3 separate regions of the Homo sapiens genome follow, and all the other regions are linked to region 3. Evidence: chromatin contacts called from ENCODE Hi-C or POLR2A ChIA-PET data. All regions are on one chromosome and are shown on one strand. Each heading gives the region's core, a stretch centred on a gene start or an enhancer-like site at or near the end of the contact. The rest is flanking DNA. Distances are from core to core; before and after follow the strand shown.

Region 1 (4,392 bases), core at 1,422-3,921, 400 kb before region 3:
CCAAGTACAGACAACCTGTTAAAAACTCTTGCTGGGATGGGAAGTAGGAAAATGAGGCAGTGGCTGGAAAGGGATGGGGGAGTCAAGGGCTTCTTTTTAAGGTGCCTGCCCCTGGGAGAGGGAAGCTGCAGTGAGAGGAAGCACCGCCCCAGCGTTACATAATTCCACCCTCGCAGGACACAGAGGCAGGGGTGCCACATTCATACTTGGGTAGAATGTGTAGATAAAGCAGCCGGCTTGTGGTGGACCAGGTATGAGTTCCCAAGCCAGCTGGGCACTGCCCGCAGCACTGCGCTGTGTCAACACCTGCAGGTCTTTCTCGGCTTTGGAGCCAAGAAGTCACCTTGCCAGGAACAGCCTCCAACCAATGACTGCAAGGTGAGAGGTGAATGCTGGGTCCCCTTGCAGCAGGGTGAAGGGTGAATGCCTTGGCTCCCCTGGCCCTCGGGGAGGGACTCTGAGGATGGTTCCTACACAAGCGCCTGCTACAGTAACTGGACTGGTAGCACCCCCTTCCCTGCCTCACACCCCTACTCTCCTGCTGGTGTCTCCTGGGGTCTTCTCTCAAGCTAACAATTTGGACTTTTTTTTTTTTTTGACGGAGTTTCACTCTGTTGCCCAGACTGGAGTGTGGTGGCACAATCTTGGCTCACTGCAACCTCTGCCTCCTGGGTTCACGCGATGTTCCTGCCTCAGCCTCCCAAGTAGCTGGGAATACAAGTGTGTGCCACCACATCCGCTAATTTTTGTATTTTTAGTAGAAACGGGATTTCACCCTGTTGGCCAAGCTGGTCTTGAACTCCTGACCTCAGGTGATCCACTTGCCTCGGCCTCCCAAAGTGCTGGGATTACAGGTATGAGCCACCAGGCCCGGACAAAATTTGGACTCGAATCCATTTCAAGTCAACCTCTGGGGGAACCTGGACTATGACACCAGTGCTTTTCAACTACCCTAGGGAGCACCCACCAAGCTCCACTTCTTTTCACAAAGCAGTTGCTCATAATCTCATCACACCCTTGCAACTCCATGAGGTTGAGATTGGTAGGGCAGGTACTTTTTTTTTTTTTTTTGAGACGGAGTCTCGCTCTGTCGCCCAACCTGGAGTGCAGTGGCACGATCTCGGCTCACTGCAAGCTCTGCCTCCCGGGTTCAAGCCATTCTCTTGCCTCAGCCTCCCAAGTAGCTGGGACTACAGGCACCCGCCACCACGCCCGGCTTTTTTTTTTGTATTTTTAGTAGAGGTGGGGTTTCACCGTGTTAGCCAGGATGGTCTCCAGCTCCTGACCTCGTGATCTGCCCGCCTCGGCCTCCCAAAGTGCTAGGATTACAGGCATGAGCCACCGCGCGCGGTCGGACAGGCATGTTTTGAGCAAGGCCCAGCCTGAACCCCAATGTGTGTCTCAGGCAGGCCAGGACTCATCAGCCCCTTCAGTCCTCTAGGGTGTCTGGGGTACTGGCAAGTACCAGGGGACCCAGAGATGGAACGTCTGGGCTCACTCATGTACACCCTTTGCAGGCTGGGGCACGGTGGCTCATGCCTGTAATCCCAGCACTTTGGGAGGCCGAGGTGGGCCGATCACCTCAGGTTGGGAGTTCGAGACCATCCTGGCCAATATGGAAAAACCTCACTTCTACTAAAAATACAAAAATTAGCCGGACATGGTGGCGCGTGCCTGTAGTCCCAGCTACTCGGGAGGCTGAGGCAGGAGAGTCGCTTGAACCCGAGAGGCAGAGGCTGCAGTGAGCCGAGATCGTGCCACTGCACTCTAGCCTGGGTGACAGAGCAAAACTCTGACTCAAAAAAAAAAAAAAAAAAAGCAAGAAAAGAAAACGGAACCCAGCAAGCCAGAAAGGAGCCTGTGCAGCTCCTCAGGTGCAGGAGTCGCCCTTGAGGCAGGGTGAGGCCTCCTCACGGGCGACTGGACACCGGCGGAGCAGGACGCAGGACCTAGCCCCGTTCGCTCCAGGCTGCAGGGGAGCCACGCTGCCCACCACGGCGTACCCAGTCCCTCCCTGAGCGGGTCTCGGCTTTCCCGCGGAGCCTAATGGGCCTCACTGGAGTTCCGTTTCCAGACGCCTTGGACCAGGCTGCTCTGGAGGTCAGCCGCCCCCGAGGCTGAAGAGCCGGCGGCTCGGAGAAGGCTGCGCGGGAGGCCGCGCCCTCCGGGTCGCGTGGGCCGGGCGTCCGCTGTCTCTCCAGAAACACCCGCGTCCCGCGGCAACGGCCTCTTCCTAGCCCGCCTCGCCCGCTCCCCGCCCGCCCAGAGGGCCCCGCACGAGCTCCGTCCACCTCCTCCTTCCGCGCTCGGGGCCAGGACGGCGGCGGGAAACAGCTTACGGAGGCTACCGCAAGGGAGGCGAAAAGCAGCCAGCTCGCAGAGCTCCACGGACCCGGCGCGAGTCCCCAGCCACACTCCGCACTGCCCCTCTAGGCGCGGCGCCGCTGCCCGCACAAAGCTTCCCGCGAAACTGACGTCGGCGCGCGCAGGCACCGCCCCCGGCCTCGCCCCTCCCCCGCGCTCGCCCCGCTCCCCAGAGCGCCGGCGCACTCGCCCTCCTCCTATTGGTTGTTGCGGGGCGGCGCGCGCCGGTCGGCGCCGTGCGCGCCTAGCCATTGGCCGAGCGGCGGCGGGCCGGGGGGTGTGTCCGGGGCTGCGCCCCGCCCCTCCGCTCCGCTCGCTGTGGTGCGCGCGGTGGCGGTGGCGGCGGCGGCGGCGGCGCGTGGCAGGTCCGGCGGGCGCGAGGCGGCGGCGGAGGCCCGAGCCCGGCCCAGCCTCGTCCCGCCCGGAGCCCGCCTGGCTGCTACCCCGACCCCGGCTCCGGTCCCGTCCTGTCCCGGCGCGCCGCGGCCTCGCCCCGGCCCCCGCTCGGCGCCTCCCGAGGGAGCGGCGCTGCCGGCCGAGAGCGCAGGCCCGGCCATGACCGACTTCAAATTGGGTATCGTGCGGCTCGGCCGGGTGGCCGGGAAGGTGAGCGGCGCGGAGCCCGCGACCCGGCCCGTCTCGCCCGTCCAGGCCTCCGCGCGGGGCCGGGGGCGGTTGTGCGGGCGGCGGCCGGGGCGGGGGCGCGGAGCCCGGGATGGGCCCCAGCGGGGCGGGGGACGCTGCGCGGGCCCGGCTGCTGGCCCCGCGCGGGTGCAGCTTCCTCTCGCAGGCCGGCGGGCACGCACCCCTCGGCTCTGGGGTGCACCTGGCCACCCTCGGCCCTGCCCTGCCGGAGGTGGAGGCCACGGCCCTGTCCCGAGCCGGGTGCGGAGATGCGTGGCTCGAGCCCGAGCCGCGTTCTCCCGGAGCCCTCCCAGTGGTGTCGGCGATCCGGGGCCTAGCGCGGCGTCCGGGCTGCCAGTGCGGCCACACGGTTTAAACACAGCGCCCTTTCCGAGGCAGCGCCACTTCCACACCTCTCGCCGAGGCGGGTCTGGTGTGGGCTCTTCTGTGCCTCCCAGTTCTCAGCAGGGCTTCAGGCTCGTTTTAACGCTGCCAGGGGTTGGCCACGTTAGGCTGAGCCTCAGACTCGGAGCAGAGAGGAAGAAGCCTGGGCCCTGATGCTGCAGACTCAGGGCCTTCCTCGACTTCTCTTCTTACTTGGCCCCCACGCTCCACGTTTGAGGCTGGGGATTCCATGGCACCTGTGGGCATTGAGGCTTGGCGGTTTCTCGGAGCCACCTGTGCAGCTGCACCAGCCAGGGTCCTTACCCGGATGGGAGCCCTGTTCCCGTCACCAGCGGCTGCGGCTTTTGGTGGGAGAGAGGAGCCGAGGCAGTGTCAGGCGGCGTCAGGTAAAACAGGTTCAGATCCCAGAAGAAAAACTGCCAAGAGGGAGACTGGCCCGTTCTGGGACCTGTTCCTGTTTCCTGCCCCTGCTGCAAGAGCATAGGCAGGGCCTGCTGGGGAGGAGGCTTTTTTCCACCAGGGAAGGGTGGGCTCTCCAGTCAGGTCGGAGACCAGAGACCCCTTCTAACTCCACCCATGATGGCATTGTCATCCCTTACAGCTTTTCTTTGGAACATTTCAGATGGACAAAAAGCTAAAAAGGGTAATCAGTGAGTAGCTCAGCTTAATAAACACACCCTAATCAAAACCTTCTGGCTCTTCTGCCTCAGCCCCGGCCCCTCCCTCAGCTCAGTGAAACAGTCTTTGCCTAGGTTTATTGGTGCGTTGAATGTTCAGTGCCACTGTTGGGGTTAGCCCTGCGAGGATGAAGCCTGATACCAGCTCCTCTGGCGCAGACTAAAGTGGGCAGCTGGCTTTTAACCTGTCTGCCTGTGTTTTGTCGTAGACTGCACCACCCCAAACGGTGGAATGAGGCCCCCATGTGCTGAGCTGTCTTGGTCTGAAGAGGCCTGTAGTTACTTTCCACTTCACAGGAAAATGCAACAGGCTCCTGCCTGT
Region 2 (4,412 bases), core at 1,392-3,891, 460 kb after region 3:
TGTTTTTTTGAGACGCTCTGTCGCCCAGGCTGGAGTGCAAAGGCTCGATCTTGGCTCACTGCAAACTCCGCCTCCCGGGTTCACGCCATTCTCCCACCTCAGCCTCCCAAGTAGCTGGGATTACAGGGTTGCGTCACTATGCCCGGCTAATTTTTGTATTTTTAGTAGAGACAGGGTTTCACCATGTTGGCCAGGATGGTCATGAACTCCTGACCTCAGGTGATCCGCCCGCCTCAGCCTCCCAAAGTGTTGGCCTTACAGGCGTGAGCCACCGCACCTAGCCTGGGCTGACCTGCACAGAAGTGCCATCTACCTACCCTCTGACCTCTGTCATGTGACCTGGGGCAGGGGATGTGACATCTCCACCTTCTAAGTACCCCACTGTCATGGGGTAGCTCCTCTCTCAGGTGCTGGGGCTCAGGTCCTCTCCTGGGTCTCAGCAGGTCATGGTCTGCTCCGGGGCTATGCATACTGGTTTCAGTAAGTGCTTGGTAGATCTACCCCGCAGCATGGAGCAAGTGCTGGGTCGGGTGCAATGGACTCAGTATCTCTGAAGGAGGAGATGTCTCTTGCCCTCTCTCCACAGCTAGAGCTTTCACTAGCTACAGAGCTACAGCCAACTCCTGCACCAGCTCAGAAGGTAGAGCCAGCTCCGGCTACAACTCGGGTGCTAGTTCCAGGATCAGAGCCAGCTCCAGCAACAGCTCCAGCAGCACACCCAGAGACAGGGGCAGCTCTGGTCACTTCTGTGCCGGCTCCACTATAGCTCCAGCATCCGCCCTCTAGCCAGGACCAGTTCCAAAACCATTTGCATGGTTAGGGCCAAATATCAGCATCAGGTTCAGAAAAAGAGCCAGGGCCAGCATCAGCTACAGGCCCAGCTTCAGCACCGCGGCTCACACCAGTGCGGGTTCCTGTACCAGCTCAAGAACTATGGCCACAGCCAGCACAACTCCAGATCTCACTCCAGCTGCCGCACCAGCTCTACCACCTACTCCAGAAACAGAGGCAGCTCTATCACCAAATCTGGTGCCACCTCCGGTGACTGCTCGGGCACCGGCTCCAAAACCACTTCCAGAGTTTCAGCCAGTTCCAGGTGTAGACCTCAAGCCAGTGCCAGGTTCAGAGGAAGGGCCAGCTGCAGCACCACCTCCAGAGCCAGAGCTGGCACCAGATATAAAGCGATGGCTGATTCCACAACCAGAACCAGAATTAGAGGCAGCTCCAGAGCTACAGCCATCTCAGACCTGCACCAGCTTCAGAACGAGAGCCAGAGTTCCTGCCAGCTCTAGAGCGAAATCCAATCAAGAACCAGCTCTAGCACCATATCCAGAGCTAGGACCAGCTCTGACACTTTTCCCAGGGCAAAGACTAGCAACAGCAACACAGCTAGAGGCAGCTCCAGAGCATCGGTCCCCGGGGCAGAGCCAGCTTGTCTCCAACAACCGTGTCAGTGCTAGGACAGAGCCTGCACCATCTCTGGAGGTGGAGCCTGCTGTGGTGCCAGCTCCAGCCCCAACACCAGAGCTAGAACCCAGCCTGCTGGTGGGGCCACACAGGGAGGAGCCTCAGACCGCGCAGTTGCAGCCCAGTTGCAAAGTGTCCTGGGGTCCTGCGCTGGGGCTTTTCTTAGGAGCCCTGGGGTGTTTTCTGGCTTTGCAAAGGCAATGAAAATTTGAGTTGAATTTATCACCAGCTCCTGCTCCCTCTAAGCCAGTACCCGAGCTGGAGCCAGCTCCTATGCCAGCTCCCGCACCCCGGCCTTCCTGGCCTTTGCCTGTGGCTGCAGAGAGCAGGCTGAGCCAGAAGCCTCATCTCCTGGTGTCCCCTCCAGGCCTAAGGCTAGAGCGGTCTGCGCTGTGCAATGCGGAGGCTGCCCAGCCCCAGGACAGCAGCGCGGCCTTCCTCCCGGCCCCTGCGGCTCAGGCCTGTCATCCCCTGCTCTGGAGCTCGCGTCCTGGTCCGAGTCCCGGCGGCTCCACCGTTCGCAGCCCGGCGACCGCGGCGAGTCGCTTGGCCGCGAGGCCTCGGTGTCCCGCCCTGCGCGGTGACCGAGGTCCCAGGACACAGCGCAGACAGGGCGCTAGTCAGGCCTGGCCGCGGTAATCCCGCCTGCCGGGACCCTCGCCCGCCTCAGCACTCATTAGGCGCCTGGTGTGTACCCGCGCCCATGGCCGACACCGGCAGAGCCCCTGGTGGGGAAGGGACGGAGCGCGTCGCGGGAGCCCCATGCTGCCCGGGGTGGGCGCTGCTCGACAGTCACGGGAGCCGCCCCAATGGCTGGGACCACCGGGACCCACGGGCTCGTGGAGCGTCCTCCTGACCCGGCCTGGGAATCCTCCGCGAAAACGGGGAGCCGCGCGTGTCCGTGGCGTGCCCGGCACCCGGCGGGTCGGAAACGGCGCGGCCCTGGCTGCTGGCCCCGTGGGGCGGTCGCGGTGCAGGACACGGGTCACGGCGCTGCCGCTGCTCTGCGTGGCGAACCCACACGCCCGCCCGCCAGCCACTGAGCAGCGCCCACGTGCGGGCGCGGGGAGCTGAACGGCCGGGGACCGCTGGGGGGCGCTGCTTGGGCGGGGCGGATTGACTCTTGCGGGCCGCCGTACGCGCTATAAAAGGCGCGGCGCTTCCCTTCTCGTCCTCTGCGTGCGCCGGAGGCTGCCGTGGCGGGTGGGCCGCCTGACTTCTCCTCCCGGCCAGTTCTCGAGCGCCTCACCGGGCCTCGCCCTGCAGCCTCGCTCTCGCTGGCGCTGCGCGGCCTAGGGGACTGGGCTGCTGGCCTCCGGGTGCGGGGTGGGGGCAGGCTCCGACCTGGGGCGTCCTGGCCGCGCGAGCCGCGGGATGGGGGCCCGGGCCGCGGAGGAGGCGCCGCTGGTGTGTCCCTTGGTGGAGAGGGCGCTGCCGGCCCTGCGCGGTTTCCAGCCAGGAAGCTTCGGGAAGCCTGGTGAGAGCTGAGTGCGCGAATTCGGATCTTAGAGAAAGGCACCCCGTTCACCCACGACCCTTCCGCTCCTGCCGCTGCTTCCCTGAGTCGCTCAGGCTGTGGGAAGATGTTTGTCGGCATCTTTGAAAAATTGATTTCTTATGCTGCGTCAGGTGGTTTCCTTGTCACTGTGGCTGCTCAGCGGGAGGCTGTTCTGGCGGGAGGAGGACTGCTCGGTTGTCTGGTGGGCATTCCGCCTCGTGGTCCTGGTCCCTTGATACCTGCAGGGGATCAGCAGCCCGCGTTTCGTGGCCACTGTGTTGTAACTCCAACTTCCCCTCCCGCAAATTAAGCGTAGAGTAAGGGGAGAGAGTAACATGGGTCGGATTTTTCTAGAACGGCCCTTGTGACAGTGAGCTTTTTGGTGGCAGGGAGCTTCTTTGGTCCGCCTTCCTGGAGACCAGATGCAGCAAAACGCAGTCTTTTTCTTTTCGAGACAGAGTCTCAGTTGCCCAGGCTGGAGTGCAGTGGCGCGATCTCAGCTCACTACCACCTCTGCCTCCTGGGTTCAAGCGACTTTCCTGCTTCAGCCTCCAGAGTAGCTGGGATTACAGGCGCCAGCCACTAGGCCAGCTAACTTTTTTTTTTTTTTTTTTTAGAGAGACGGGTTTCACCGTGTTGGCCAGGCTGGTTTTGAACTCCTGACCTCAAGTGATCTGCCCGCCTCGGCCTCCCAAAAAACGCAGTGTTTATGTGATGCTCCTCTGTGGTGTTTGCAAGATTTATACAAAATTGCGGTTTCTTTTTTTCTCTAGGACGTCTGCTCACTGGAGATGACACGTGCGTGGGGTGTTGGGTAAGTTGGTGCATTGGAGCTGGAACAGGGTCAATCCTCCAATGTAACTAAGCCCTCCTGTGCAACATCTTAAGTGACTGGAGGGACCAGTCGGTCTTGTGTTCACATTGAGGCTAGAAGCTGTCTCCAGGGGAGTAAAAACGGATTATTTAGTCTTCAACAGGACACTGCCCCTAGAGGCGTTGCAGCTGTGGCTGCCGTGTCACATCTGTGTCATTAGGTGGCAGAGATTAGAGAGGCTATGTCTACGCTCAGCGTTCTGCCCCGTGAACGTTTGAATGTTTGATAGTCTCACACTCCTGTTTTGTGGACAGGCATCTGTTTTCCTTCGCTGGTATCTGGGAGAGAGGGTGGGCCCTGTGAGTGGGCTTTCTAACTCTCGCGCTGGGCTAGGCTGGCCTCTAGGGGTCTGAAGGGATAGTGGGAAGGTGGAGGGTGCCTTCACCAGGAGCAGCCTTCATGAGTGAGTTTTAAGAACCTGTGAGGATCGGTCAGGTCAGGTGAGGTACGCGCTGGATCATGCCGTACACCGTGTCAGGATCACGCAGGACAGGACTGGGGAAGGGTTTGCTGGCGTCTCGGTTAATAGCAGTAACGGCAGCCGCTTGTGTTCTTGATTCTTTGCCAAGCATT
Region 3 (4,492 bases), core at 1,099-3,598:
GAGGCCCCAGGGCACATGGAAGGATGGAAGTGGCCAGTGCTTGGTGTGCGGCCAGGGAAAGGTGGGCAGCAGGGCCTGGTGGCAGCAGTGGTGTCATCAGGCCAAGCAAAACTTGCAACTGAGGAACCGACGGGGGTGGGGGGTGTGAACTCCCCCCAGTCCTTGCTGAGAGGGACCTGAATCTGAGGCAGCTGCTGGATATGCTTGGCATCCCCAGCTGTCTCTCTGGGCTGGGTCCTATGCTGGCCACCAGGGTGTGGCAGAGAACAGGACGAGCAAGCAGAGCTCCTGAGAGGAGGGTGAGCCGTGGGCCAGTCAGGGGAAGAGGACCGGCGGCCCTGCTGGGGAGGGCTCAGGGTGGGGCTGGCCTGGGGAGGGTGGGCACCCTCAGCGGTGTCCCTGAGGCTAGTGGGGCAGTCACAGGGAGGCCACTCCAGACCCTCCTCCCTCCTCTCCCAAGGGGGAGCCTCAGGCTCTGGCTCTGCAGGTGTCTGGCAGCCCCATGCTGTTGATACGGGCAAGCAGCAGGCTGGCACGGATCTTTACAAAGATAATCTTTATTCATAATCACAGGCCACAGGGGTGAGACCTGAGGTTTGGGTTCTGTGGTGAAGGAGAACCCCTGTCCTCCTGTCCCTTGCCCTGGGCCTCTGCTGGCTGAGGAGGGACAAGGTGAGGGGGCCCCCATGGTGCTCAGACAACCAGAGCCTCCCTGGCAGGGCAGGAGTGTGGGTGCCACAGAGACAAGCCCCTTGCAGAGCTGACCTGGAGCCCACCATCCCCATAGCCTGTGTGAGCATGAAGCGAGGACCCCCGGGTGGGCTGTGCCCTGGGCTTGTCACTGATGCCAGTGGAGGCTGGCACCTGCCCCTCTCGGCACCTGAGACAGTGAGGGAAGGTAGCTGCTGCCGTGAAGAACAAAGATGCTCTGAGCACACACTTGCTGGGGCTGAGCTGAGGGGCACACGGAGGCAGGCCCTGCCCGTGGTCTGGTCAGCTGTCCCTGCCGCCGCTACTTTTCTGGTCTGGGGCTGTAGCCTTGGTCAGGTTCCCAGCTTCCCTCTTGAGAACGCTGAGCAAAGTCTGGGAGCTCTCCAGGATCTGGGGCCAGAGAAGTGAGAAGGTTGTTAATGTTCACCTGTTGGTAAGGTCCTAAGCCCCAGCTGTCCTCACACTCAGGTGCTGGGACCTGGCTGGGGGTGCTGTAGCCAAGGGATCCTGTGTGGGGGAAGGCGGAAGCCCAAGGGGACTGGCAGACGGGGTGGCAGGGCCCTCTTCCCTCCGGAATCTGACCCAAAACACTTCCTCTCCACCCTCAAAGCCAGGCTGGGTTAGCACTGGCCCGTGCTGGGTGCTCTGCCCAAGACCTGGCTCTTCACACTGAGCAGAAATAACCACATGGCTAGCGAGAACCGGATAAAGACCAGGACCCAGGATGCCCCAGGCCCCACAGACAGCCCCACAGTCACTCCCACAGCAGCCTGGGTTCCTCAATGGGCCTGGCCACGCTGCCCCTGCCCGAAATGCCAGCGAGGCACAGACTGCCCACAGCCGGGAGCCCCAGCCGGTCCTGACGCCTTGCCGTGGCAACACCCCTGCCGTGCCTATCCCCTGATGCTCGGCCTGGCCTCCCGAGCTCCACCTTGAGGTAGGCGGCCTCCGTCTCCGCGATGGTCCGGTCGAACTCGTTGCGAGAGGCAATCTTGCGTGCCAGGTTCTCGTTGACGCGGGCCAGCTTCTCTGTCAGCTGCCTCACCTCATTCTGCAGCCGCTGCTTCTCGTCCTCCTCCTCCTGGATCTGCCGGCACAGCTCCTCCCGCTTCTGGCACAGCTCCTCTATGCCTGGGGGCCGGGAGGGGCGGCGCTGTGGGCCCAGGGCAGGAGCGCGGCGGCGGAGGGCGGGCCTCCTTCCACCCGAGGAAGCCAGAGTCAGGCACCACCCCCGAGCGCCCGGCGCGGGGCCTGCGAGCCAGCGAGGGCTCGGGCCACGGACACCCGGCCTCCGGCACGGAGGGCTCTGCTCAGCCGCGCGATGCCCGCAGCGAGGCGGGTCCAGGGGCACCCCGCTGCGAGCCGGGAACCCGGCCCTGCGGCCCTCCCGACCTCCCCGTCCCGGCTGCGCCGCTCACACTTGACCAGCTCGTTGTTGTAGTTCTGCAGCGCCGCGCCCTGCTGGGTCATGGTCAACGCCGCCCGGGGCCCCACCACCCCAACCGCCGCGGAAGCAGCGCTGTCCGCGCCTGCGCACGACTCCCCCACGGCGCGCCGAACTAGCGCGTCATCGCTGAGCGCCTTGTGCGCGTCATGGCTGCGCGTGCAGACGTGCGTCATCGCCGCGCGCCGCGCCGAGCGAATCTCGGAGTCGGTGGGTGCAGATGGCGGCGGCAGTTGTGGTGGCGGAGGGGGACAGCGACTCCCGGCCCGGACAGGAGTTGTTAGTGGCCTGGAACACCGTGAGCACCGGCCTGGTGCCGCCGGCTGCGCTGGGGCTGGTGAGGCCTGGGAAGAGAGGGGCGGCCCCGCGCGGAGTTTCCGGGACCGTACGCGCTTTGGGGCCGCTACCCTCGGGTTCATACGGCTCTGTCCATCATCCGCCTCTGTCCTGTCCTGCCATTTTCCACCACCTTTCCGTTTCGTTTCGTTCAGCTCCGCTGACAGCCCTTCCATAGCTTCGGCCCAACGTCCGGGCAGCACGGACAGGGGGCAGCGGAGTTTTTGCAGCCTCCCCCTCAGCTTCTTCCCTTCCCCGCCTCTCCCCACCTCTATGTTGTGTTCCCCTCGCCTCACGGTTTTCTGCACCCCAGGTGTCTTCCCGGACCAGCGGTGCAGTCCCGCCAAAGGAAGAGGAGCTCCGGGCGGCGGTGGAGGTTCTGAGGGGCCACGGGCTACACTCGGTCCTGGAGGAGTGGTTCGTGGAGGTGCTGCAGAACGATCTGCAGGCCAACATCTCCCCTGAGTTCTGGAATGCCATCTCCCAATGCGAGAACTCTGCGGATGAGCCCCAGTGCCTTTTGCTACTCCTTGACGCTTTTGGCCTGCTGGAGAGCCGCCTGGATCCCTACCTGCGTAGCCTAGAGCTGCTGGAGAAATGGACTCGCCTGGGCTTGCTGATGGGCACTGGTGCTCAGGGGCTGCGAGAAGAAGTCCACACTATGTTGCGCGGAGTCTTGTTCTTTAGCACCCCCAGAACCTTCCAAGAGATGATCCAGCGTCTGTATGGGTGCTTCTTGAGAGTCTATATGCAGAGTAAGAGGAAGGGGGAAGGGGGCACAGACCCGGAACTGGAAGGGGAGCTGGACAGCCGGTATGCCCGTCGCCGGTACTACCGGCTCCTGCAGAGCCCGCTGTGTGCAGGGTGCAGCAGTGACAAGCAACAGTGCTGGTGTCGCCAGGCTCTGGAGCAGTTCCATCAGCTCAGCCAGGTCTTGTGAGTAGTCTGTCCCGATGGCCATGCCCTTGCTCCTTCTGGTTCCCCGCTGCTCCCCTGGGTCCAGCTGGCCTCAGCAGAAAGCTGGTGAGCCGTCCTGATAACCAGGAACATGACAGAGAGAGAGTCCCAGGGATTCCTGTGCAGCGTGTCCTGGACACAGGTGTCTCTCTTCTGTCACTCACCTTCAGTCCCACAGATTCATGCCTTGACCCTGGTAAGGCCCTATGTGGCTTGTGTCTGCAGCAGCAAATTTCTTAGCAACTCCAAACTTCCTGGACTCTGCAGAATTCCACTGTGCCTTTTGTCGATCCTGGGGAGGAATGATTCTCACCCTCGTCGACATTCCTTGCCCTGTAATTGTGAACAGAAGCTTGCTGCTGCTTCTCTCCAGGAAGATCAGGTCACTGTGAGGGCAAGCAGTCTCTTGTTAGTTTGGAGAGGAGAGGGGTTTGTTGTGAGAGACAGGTCCTGTTGTAGTTCTCTAGCAATTGTCATACCCTTGGCCATTTGTGGTGGTTTTGTCACATTGAACGGGGGTGTAGCCATGCAGCTACTTGAGAGGTCTTAGGTGGACTAAAGGTGGACTAAAGGAGTGCTCCTTTTGCTGGCAGGGGTCAGGGAGACCGTGAAGGGCTTCTGTTGGGCTCATCCCTGCAAAAGTTACACGGCAACTTTTCTCATCCTCCTCTTGAGTCCTTTTGTCACTGTAGACCAGAGACTGCACTGAAAGGCACAAACAGTGGCATCTGTACCTCTGCGGCCAGGGTAGCAGTGCAGTTGGTTGTCGTTTCAGAGTTGATCCTAGGAGATAAGGCTAGGGCCCCCGACAGCCACACCTGCTGCCACTGATCACATGGGGAAGGCCAGTGTCCCTACCTGGATAGAGGCCAGCTGGGCGGGGACAGCAGAGCCTGGGAGTGCTCTGTGCTCCCAGTGGCTTCTTGAAGCCTTTGGTACAACCGCCCCCCACAGCTGAGGATTGTGGGGAGGTGTGTGCTGGGTGTGTGTGTGTGTGTGTGCTGCATGCACTCTACAGGCAGGGCAGTCCTGGCATGGGGCTGT

The links. Hi-C counts contacts between places; a loop is a spot of excess contacts on that map. ChIA-PET counts read pairs that join two places held with the same protein, here RNA polymerase II (POLR2A). Pooled maps may share reads with other maps.
Region 1: a loop to region 3 is called in a pooled map, with 8 times the contacts of the local background. The contact joins the promoter of ZMYND19 here to the promoter of ANAPC2 in region 3. A Hi-C loop is called at or near these places in 6 of 50 pooled maps.
Region 2: a loop to region 3 is called in a pooled map, with 6 times the contacts of the local background. The contact joins the promoter of SNHG7 here to the promoter of ANAPC2 in region 3. A Hi-C loop is called at or near these places in 6 of 50 pooled maps. POLR2A ChIA-PET finds 5 or more read pairs at or near these places in 3 of 52 experiments (CD4-positive, alpha-beta T cell, WTC11 and activated B cell).

The regions. Positions count from the first base shown.
Region 1 is chr9:137,588,791-137,593,182 of GRCh38, reverse strand. It overlaps ZMYND19 (zinc finger MYND-type containing 19), which reads left to right and starts at 2,671. Exons shown (of 6, transcript NM_138462.3): 1 at 2,671-2,970. The coding sequence starts at 2,920. It overlaps LOC124902318 (a long non-coding RNA gene), which reads left to right. Exons shown (of 3, transcript XR_007061885.1): 2 at 313-378; 3 at 2,075-2,144. RefSeq lists silencers at 2,126-2,195, 2,386-2,775, 3,056-3,165, 3,216-3,265 and enhancers at 3,536-3,585, 4,108-4,392.
Region 2 is chr9:136,726,413-136,730,824 of GRCh38, reverse strand. SNHG7 (small nucleolar RNA host gene 7) reads left to right here and starts at 2,641. Exons shown (of 5, transcript NR_024543.1): 1 at 2,641-2,944; 2 at 3,739-3,779; 3 at 4,409-4,412. It overlaps LOC124900276 (cuticle collagen 2-like), which reads left to right and starts at 2,641. Exons shown (of 5, transcript XM_047424334.1): 1 at 2,641-2,944; 2 at 3,739-3,779; 3 at 4,409-4,412. It overlaps SNORA17A (small nucleolar RNA, H/ACA box 17A), which reads left to right and starts at 3,946; the gene lies at 3,946-4,078. RefSeq lists an enhancer at 1,294-1,443 and silencers at 1,891-2,060, 2,214-2,893.
Region 3 is chr9:137,186,416-137,190,907 of GRCh38, reverse strand. ANAPC2 (anaphase promoting complex subunit 2) reads left to right here and starts at 2,348. Exons shown (of 13, transcript NM_013366.4): 1 at 2,348-2,492; 2 at 2,805-3,427. The coding sequence starts at 2,376. SSNA1 (SS nuclear autoantigen 1) reads right to left here and starts at 2,232. Exons shown (of 3, transcript NM_003731.3): 1 at 2,130-2,232; 2 at 1,643-1,842; 3 at 542-1,101. The coding sequence starts at 2,181. The coding sequence ends at 994. RefSeq lists a silencer at 1,841-2,190 and an enhancer at 2,221-2,440.